Regions from separate parts of the Homo sapiens genome. Here region 1 is linked to region 2. A link is an interaction called in ENCODE POLR2A ChIA-PET data of the cell type or tissue named here. Cell type or tissue: A673. All regions are shown on one strand. Links, peaks and the distances in the headings refer to the core of each region. The heading gives the core; the rest is flanking DNA. Region 1 has its middle 6.3 kb from the start of WASF2. Region 2 has its middle 4.3 kb from the start of STX12.

Region 1 (4,395 bases), core at 242-4,241, 270 kb before region 2:
AGCCCCCCAAATAGCTGGGACTACAGGTGCATGCCACTATGCCCGGCTGATTTTTTTTGTTTTGTTTTTTAGAGATGAAGTCTCCCTATGTTGCCCAGCTTGGTCTCAAACTCCTGGGCTCAAACGATCCTCCCACCTCAGTCTCCCAAAGTACTAGGATTACAGGCATGAGCCACTGTGCCCGGCCTGAATTGTCATACGAGACTTTGGAGCCAGACAAACCTGGATTTGAATCACTATTATACCACTTCCTAGCTGTGTGACTTTGGGCAGGTGACTTCACCTCTCTGAGCCTCAATTTCCTTATCGATAAAATGAAAATCATAATTGTTTTTATTTAATAATTTTAGAAAATAGAGATGGGGTCGGCCAGGCGCAGTGGCTCACACCTGTAATCCCAGCACTTTGGGAGGCCGAGGCGGGCAGATCACGAGGTCAGGAGATCGAGATCATCCTGGCTAACACGGTGAAACCCCGTCTCTACTAAAAATACAAAAAATTAGCCGCGCATGGTGGCCGGCACCTGTAGTCCCAGCTACTCAGGAGGCTGAGGCAGGAGAATGGCGTAGACCCAGGAGGCAGAGGTTGCAGTGAGCCGAGATCGCAGCACTACACTCCAGCCTGGGCAACAGAGTGAGACTTTGTCTCAAAAAAAAAATAGAAATGGGGTCTTGCTGTGTTGCCCAGGCTGGTCTAGGACTCCTGGACTCAGCACCTCAGCCTCCCAAAGTGCTGGAATTACAGGCGTGAGCCACCAGGCCTGGCCATAATTGTTTTTATTTTCCAGATATGTTCAAATTAAATGTGATCATAAATATGAAACACTTAGCACAGTGATTGCTTGAAGGTTGTCCCAAAATAGGAGCCTTAATTTTTCCTTTTAGGCAATGCAGATAAAGAAGTTGCTTTCAGAGTGGGAGGTGGTATTGTGCATTTAGTGGTAATATTAATAAGGACCAACATTTAGTGAGCATTTGCTACATGCCAGGAATGTGCAAATTGCTTTACATGCATTAACTCGTCAATCCTTATATCAGTCCTATAAATTATTTATTTATTTATTGAGACACAGTTTTGCTCTGTCGTCCAGGCTGCAGTGCAGTGGCATGATCTTGGCTCACTGCAACTTCTGCCTCCCCAGTTCAAGCAATTCTCCTGCCTCAGCCTCCCAAGTAGCTGGGATTACAAGCTTGCACCACCACGCCTGGCTAATTTTTGTATTTTTTGTAGAGACGAGGTTTCACCATGTTGGCCAGGTTGGTCGTGAACTCCAGACCTCCAGTGATCTGTCCGCCTCGGCCTCCCAAAGTACTGGAATTGCAGGCGTGAGCCACTGCGCCCAGCCTCAGTCCTATAAATTAGGTCCTGTTATTATCATCCTCATTTTACAAATGAGGGGAAAGGGCCAGGCATGGTAGCTCACACCTGTATTCCCAACAATTTGGGATGCCAAGGCAGGGGGATCGCTTGAGCCTGGGGTTCAAGACCAGCTTGGGTGACATGACAAAACCCCATCTCTATCAAAAATACAAGAATTAGCCAGTTTCCTAACCTAGGCTCAAAATAAATAAATAAATAGATAAAAATGTAAAAAACAGGGCTAGGCACAGTGGCTCATGCCTGTAATCCCAGCACTTTGGGAGGCCGAGGCGGGCGGATTGCCTGAGGTCAGGAGTTCGAGACCAGCCTGACAAACATGGTGAAACCTTGTCTCTACTAAAAATGCAAAAATTAGCTGGGCGTGGTGGCAGGCACCTGTAATCTCAGCTGCAGGCGGATCACGAGGTCAAGAGATCAAGACCATCCTGGCCAATATGGTGAAACCCCGTCTCTACTAAAAATACAAAAAAATTAGCCAGACGTGGTGGCACGCGCCTGTAGTCCCAGCTACTCGGGAGGCTGAGGCAGGAGAATCGCTTGAACCTGGGAGGCGAAGGTTGCAGTGAGCGGAGATCATGCCACTGCACTCCAGCCTGGGCGACGGAGCGAGACTCCGGCTCAAAAAACATTTTTTCTTAAATAAAAATAAAAATACAAAAACTAGCTGGGCATGGTGGTGGGCGCCTGTAATCCCAGCTACTCAGGAGGCTGAGGCAAGAGAATTGCTTGAACCCGGGAGGCAGAGGTTGCAGTGAGCCGAGATCGCGCCACTGCACTCCAGCCAAACAGAGTGAAACTCCGTTCCCCGCCCCGCCCCCACAAAAAAAAACAAAAAAACAAAAAAACAACCTAGCTGAGCCTCAGTTTTCTAACCTATAAAATGGAGTGAATAAAACTAGTCTCATGGAGCTGAAGAGAAAATACAAATGCAATGAGAGAATGTGTTAAAAAGCTATGAGCCAGCACTGGGTACGGAACTGACAGAGTGCAGTCAGCTAAGGAATTCCAGGGGGAGCAACAAAGCATAGGGACCAGGAAGAATCACCCCTCCCCTCTCCCTGACCCCCATCTGAGGGGAGAAGGGTGGAGAGCACTGTACTCAGAGCCCAGAATGATCTCCAGGTCACCCCCCTCCCTCTGGCATCCTCAGCTCTTGCTAGGTCCACAGTCTCTCTCTCTCTCTCTCTTTCTCTCGTCAAGCAAGTTCTTCACTGAGCAATCCCAGGGGGCCACGAACCTCGGTTCCAGCCAAGCTCGCAGGCTTTCCCCACCTCCACATCCTTAATCTGCAGCCTTTGCATTTGCCATTCCTTCCACCTGGAATGCTCTCTCCTCCCTGAGCGCCTTTGATGGGGAAGAGAGGGTTGCTGAGGGGAAGGATCTGGAATGATGCTCCCCCACCTCCTCACTCCCCTCCCCTGCATCCCCCACGCTGCATGCCTGACCTCCCCGCTCCCAGTGTGGGGGACAGAGGCAGTGCTGGGTGGGGGAGGAAATAGGGTGGGGGCGGGGGTACTCAGGGAAGGGTCCTCTGTGGGGTTTTTCACCTGCTTAGAAGAAGCAGACGGAAATGAAAGCTCTGGAAAAAATGCCTGCTGCTCTGCTTCCAAGGCCCCAGCTCGGTGAAGCCTCCCTGCCTTCCCACTATGCCATCTCCTCCTCTTCCTCCTCCTCCTCCTCCTCCTCCTCCTCCTCCTCCTTCAGGCAGGTTCCACAGTCAGGGAAATGGGGTGGGTGGGAGGGGCAGAGAGACCTAGGTTCAAATCCCATTCCTGCCACTTACCCAGCAAGTGACCTTAGCAAGCTGCCTGGCCTGTTTACGCCTCATTTCTTTGTAAAAGGGGACAATAATCCCTGTCTCTCAGGCTGCTGTGAGGACCAAGTGAGATGGCAGATAAAACTGCCTGGCAGGACCAAAGTGTTCAGCAATAACAGTGATAGGAAATACACAGTGCCCATGTGTACCTGGCATAGTTCTCAGCACCTTGCATATATTTACCTATTTAACTCCTGATACGGTAGATATTATTACTAACCCCAGTTTGCAGATGAGGAAACTGAGGCACAAGGAGATTTCTATAACTTGCACATGCTCACACAGCCAGTAAGGGGTAGAGCTTAATCTGTGCTCTTACTCATCACACTATGGCACATTTAGTGATAGTTCCCATGATGATGATGCTGCTGCTGATGATTATGATTTTTCTTTTTTTTTTTTTTTGAGATGGAGTCTCGCTCTGTCACCCAGGCTGGAGTGCAGTGGCATGATCTCAGCTCACTGCAATCTCCGCCTCCTGGGTTTAAGTGATTCTCACGTCTCAGCCTCCTGAGTAGCTAAGATTGCAGACACCCACCACCATGCCCAGCTAATTTTTGTATTTTTTGAAGATGGGGTTTCACCATGTTGGCCAAGCTCGTCTCGAACTCCCGACCTCGTGATCTGCCCACCTCGGCCTCCCAAAGTGCTGGGATTACAGGCGTGAGCCACCGTGCCCAGCCTGTTTTTATTGGTACTATGCCCTCAGTAAGTACCTGTTATTCTCTTTCCTCCTACCTTCAAAATCCTGCTTGAATTTTTTTTTTTTTTTTTTTTTTTTTGAGACAGAGTTTCACTCTTGTTGCCCAGGCTGGAGTGCAATGGCGCCATCTCAGCTCACCACAACCTCCGCCTCCAGGGTTCAAGCAATTCTCCTGCCTCAGGCTCCCGAGTAGCTGGGATTACAGGCATGTGCCACCACGCCTGGCTAATTTTAAATTTTTAGTAGAGACAGTGTTTCTCCATGTTGGTCAGGCTGGTCTTAAACTCCCGACCTCAGGTGATCCTCCCACCTCAGCCTCCCAAAGTGCTGGGATTACAGGTGTGAGCCACCGCACCCGGCCTGAATTATTTATTTATTTTTGTTTTTTATTTTTTTGAGACAAGGTCTCACTCTGTCGCCAGACTGGAGTGCAGTGGTGCTATCTCAGCTCACTGCAGCCTCTACCTCCTGGACTCAAGTGATTTTCCCACCTCAG
Region 2 (4,395 bases), core at 183-4,182:
TGACAGAGGGAGACTCTGTCTCAAAAAAAAAAAAAAAAAAAGACTCAGATCTCACCCTGTTGCTCAAACTAGAGAGCAGTGGCGTGATCACAGTTCACTGCAGCCTCGAACTCTTAGACTCAAGCAATCTTCCTACCTCAGCTTCTCGAGAAGCTGGGACTACAGGCTCAAGCCACTATGCCCAGCTACATGTAGAAGTCTTTAGAACAGTGCTTGGTACATAGTATGCACTCAATTTTGTAAGCTATTATCATCTATGACTTCTACAGAATCAACATTTTATGTTTCCTAAGAAGGAAGGTGATAGAGGCATAAATTAGAATGAACATGTATGTTTACTTGTTTTTTTGCTTCCGAAGTCACTTTAGTCCTATGTCACTTCTAGGCCGTCAGACCATTATTGCAACCCACAACTTTTATACCTCTTTTTCAACTCCACATTACCCACCTCATATATGCCACTTTATTGCGTTGATTTCTAGAGTGTCATTTAAGTATGTGTGTCTCTGTGTGTGTGTATAAAATTGGCATACACAAAAATAACCCTCAGTGCACAATGAGTTTTGACAAGTATATGCAGCTGTGTAATCACCACCATAATCAAGACATGGAACATATTCATCAACCCCAAAAGTTCCCTTGAGTCCTTTGGTGCCCTTCCCTCCACACCAGCCTTTATGCAACCACTAATCTGATTTATATTCCTATAGCTTTGCCTTTTCAAGAATGTCATGTAGCCAGGTGCGGTGGCTCACGCCTATAATCCCAGCACTTTGGGAGGCCAAGGTGGGCGGATCACGTGAGGCCAGGAGTTGAAGACCAGCCTGACCAACATGGCGAAACCCCATCTCTACTAAAAATACAAAATGAGCCAGGCATGGTGGCACATGCCTGTAATCCCAGCTACTCGGGAGGCTGAGGCAGGAGAATCGCTTGAGCTTGGGAGGCAGAGGTTGCCGTGAGCCGAGATTATGCCATTGCACTCCAGCCTGGGCGACAAGAGTGAAACTCCATCTCAAAAAAAAAAGAGAATGTCATATAAATAAAATCATATAGGATATGGCCTTTTACGTCTGACTTTTTTCACTTAGCGTATGTGTTTGAGATTCATCCGTGTTTTTGCATGTCTCAGTAATTTATTCCATGTCTCAGTAGTTTCTTTTTATAGCTGAATAGTTTTCCACTGTATGGATGTACCACAGTTTATCTCTTCAGCAGTTGATGGACACTTGAGCTGCTTCCAGTTTTTGGTTATTACGAATAAAGCTGCCGTAAACATTTGCATACAGGTCTTTTAATAGAAATGTGTTTTTATTATTCTTGGGTAAATATATAGCAGTGGAGCTGCTGAATTGCTGGGTTGTATGGTAAATTTATTCTTAACTGTATACGAGACTGTAAAACTATTTTCCAAAGTGACTGTACCATTTTGCATCCCCACCAGCAATATATGATGAGTGCTAATTTTAATACAGTATTATTTGCAACCTAAGTGAATTTCCCCATTAACTCCTCCCTACCAGTCCCCAGGAAGCTCACCATACTGATAGTAATAGTGATACTTCATGATCTTGGCTTATTGCAACCTCTGCCTCCCGGGTGCAAGCCATCCTCCCACCTCAGCCTCCCGAGTAGCTGGGATTACAGGCCTGTGCCACCATGCCCAGCTAATTTTTGTATTTTTTGTAGAGACAGGGTTTCACCATGTTGTCCAGGGTAGTCTTGATCTCCTGAGCTCAAGTGATCCATCCTTTTGGCCTCCCAAAGTGCTGGGATTGCAGACATGAGCCACTGCACTTGGCCCTATTCTGACTTTTAATAACATAGATTTAATTTGGCCAGTTTTGAACTTAATAAAGATGAAATGATACAGATTGTACTCATTTTATGTCTAGCTTCCTCTTCTCCTTTTTTTTTTTTTTTTTTTTTTTTTTTTTAAGAGACAGGGTCTCGCTGTGTCGCCCAGGCTGGAGTGCAGTGGTGCAATCATAGCTCACTGCAGCCTTGACCTCCTGGCCTCAAGGATCCTCTCACCTTGATCTCTCAGGTAGCTAGGACTACAGGTGTGCACCACTGTGCCTAGCTAATTTGTGTCTGGCTTCTTTAGCTATGCATTGTTGGGAAGAGGTCACCTATGTTGTTCACACAGCAGTAGGCCATTTATTTTTGTGCTTTATAATATCTGTTTATACAAACCTCTGTTGATGGATATTCGAGTTGTTTACAGTTTGGAACTAGTAAAAATAAATACTGCTATGAACTTCATAATAACACCAAATTGGAAACAATGCAAACATCCATCAATAAGAGAATGGATAATCAAACTGTAAGTATATTTATATGAGGAAATACTAATGAGTAATAAAAAAAGACCAAACTACTGATATATGTGACATCATGGATAAATCTCAAAAACATTGTGTTAATTGAAAAAAGCCAAACACTAAAGAATATATAAAGTATGAAGTCCAAGAGCAGACAAAGCTAATCTGTAGTGACAAAAATCAGAAAGTAAAGTCCAGGTGCAGTGTGGCTCATGCCTGTAATCCCAGCACTTTGAGAGGCTGAGCCAGGCGGATCATTTGAGAGGCCGAGGCGGGTGGATCATTCGAGACCAGCCTGACTAACATGGTGAAACCCTGTCTCCACTAAAAATACAAAACAAATTAGCTGGACATGGTGGCGCATGCCCATATTCACAGCTACTTGGGAGGATGAGGCAGGAGAATTGCTTGAATCACGAGGTGGAGGTTGCAGTGAGCCAAGATCGTGCCACTGCACTCCAGCCTGGGCGACAGAGTGAGACTCCATCTCAAAAAAAAAAAAAAATCAGTAAGTAACTTCCAGTGATGAGGGAAATGGATTAAAAAGGAGCATAAGTCAAGGAAACTTTCTGGGGTGATGATAAAAATGTTTTATCTCTTGATTTGGGTGTGGCAGTTACATGGATGTGTACAAGTGTCAAAATCCATTGAGCTGAACACTTACTATCTGTGCATTCGATTGTATATCAATTATAACTCAATAAAAATTAAATGTAAGGGCTGGGTGTCATAGCTCACTCCTGTAATCCCAGCACTTTGGGAGGCCGAGGTGGGTGAATTGCTTGAGCCCAGGAGTTTGAGACCAGCCTGGGCAACATGGCAAGACCACATCTCAACAAAAAAATACAAAAATTAGCCAGGTGTGGTGGTGCGTGCCTGTAGTCCCAGCTACTTGGAGGCCTGAGGTAGGAAGATGGCTTGAGCCAGGGAGATTGAGGCTGCAGTGAGTCGAGATCACGCCACTGCACTCCAGCCTGTCTCCGAAAAAAAAAAACAAAAAGTAAATAAGTATAGAAAAATGCTGCTTGGTCCTAAAAATGCTCCTATGAACTATACCTGATTTTTGGAACACGCATAGTTGGGTATATAGTTAGGAGTAGAATTGCTGGGTCAGAAGGTGCATGGGAATCCTGGCTCTGTCACTTAACAGCTGTATGACATTAGGCAAGTACCCAGAATCTCTAGTTTCTTTATCCGTACCAAGGAGCTAATATCGCCTTGATGGGTGCAAACCCATGAAGACTACTTTCGTTAATTAACAAAAGTATGTAGAGCTGAGAGACATTTTCTCTAAAGCCATAGATTTTTAGAAAATTTGTTGCTCAAATTATCAGTAAGAATGGAATATATCACTCTTACCTGGAGGATCAGTTACTTTGATGCAGAAGAGCAGCCTCAATTTCTAACGCAGGTGCAGAGCTTCAGATAAGGGGTTTCCAGACACAACATTCCACATTTATCTTGGCATCATGGTTTCCAAGGAAACAGGATCTTGTTAGCTGGGGCCTGATGATAATCCCTTTACACATAGCCTGGTGTGTTTGGGGGCTATCAAAACACTGCTTCTTTAAAAATTTATCTACATTTCTTTCCCCCAAATCCTGGAATAACTCACTGTCTTCCTGTGTTTTGTGACATGCTCCATGATTCTTTTGGTGTGCAGTTTCCCTTGCAGCAGCAAGTTAATAAACTTAACTTTGTCTGACTACAGGTGGTCTTTATCAGATGGGCTTTATCTTGGAGATTACTGATAACGTACACAAAATGTGTTCATACTGCCTGGCACCTAACAGGCATTTAAGCAATGATAAAATTATTATTTTTATTATTCATGTGTTAATTCAATAAATGTTTGTTTGACATCCAGTATTTGCAAGGCACAGATTTACTGCTATGAGAGATGCTCACTGCAACCTCTGCCTCCCTGGCTTAAGCTACACTCCTGCCTCAGCCTCCCGAGTAGCTGGGACTACAGGCTCAGGCCACTATGCCCAGCTAATTTTTGTATTTTTGGTAGAGATAGGGTTTTGCCATTTTGCCCAGGCTGGTCTCGAACTCCTGAGCTCAAGCA

Evidence for each region. ChIA-PET counts read pairs that join two places held together with the same protein. Peaks named below come from ENCODE experiments on the same cell type or tissue, not always from the same donor. Only the 100,000 strongest peaks of a DNase experiment are listed, where the experiment ranks them.
Region 1: POLR2A ChIA-PET joins it to region 2 with 11 read pairs; 4 of 35 experiments call an interaction of 5 or more read pairs at or near these places.

The regions. Positions count from the first base shown.
Region 1 is chr1:27,494,288-27,498,682 of GRCh38, forward strand. No RefSeq gene overlaps it. Among named protein-coding and RNA genes, the nearest start is that of WASF2, 6.3 kb to the left of the region's middle. In A673, for the core only: no CTCF peak of the experiment used is centred there; a DNase peak (open chromatin) is centred at 2,624.
Region 2 is chr1:27,766,704-27,771,098 of GRCh38, forward strand. No RefSeq gene overlaps it. Among named protein-coding and RNA genes, the nearest start is that of STX12, 4.3 kb to the right of the region's middle. In A673, for the core only: no CTCF peak of the experiment used is centred there; no DNase peak of the experiment used is centred there.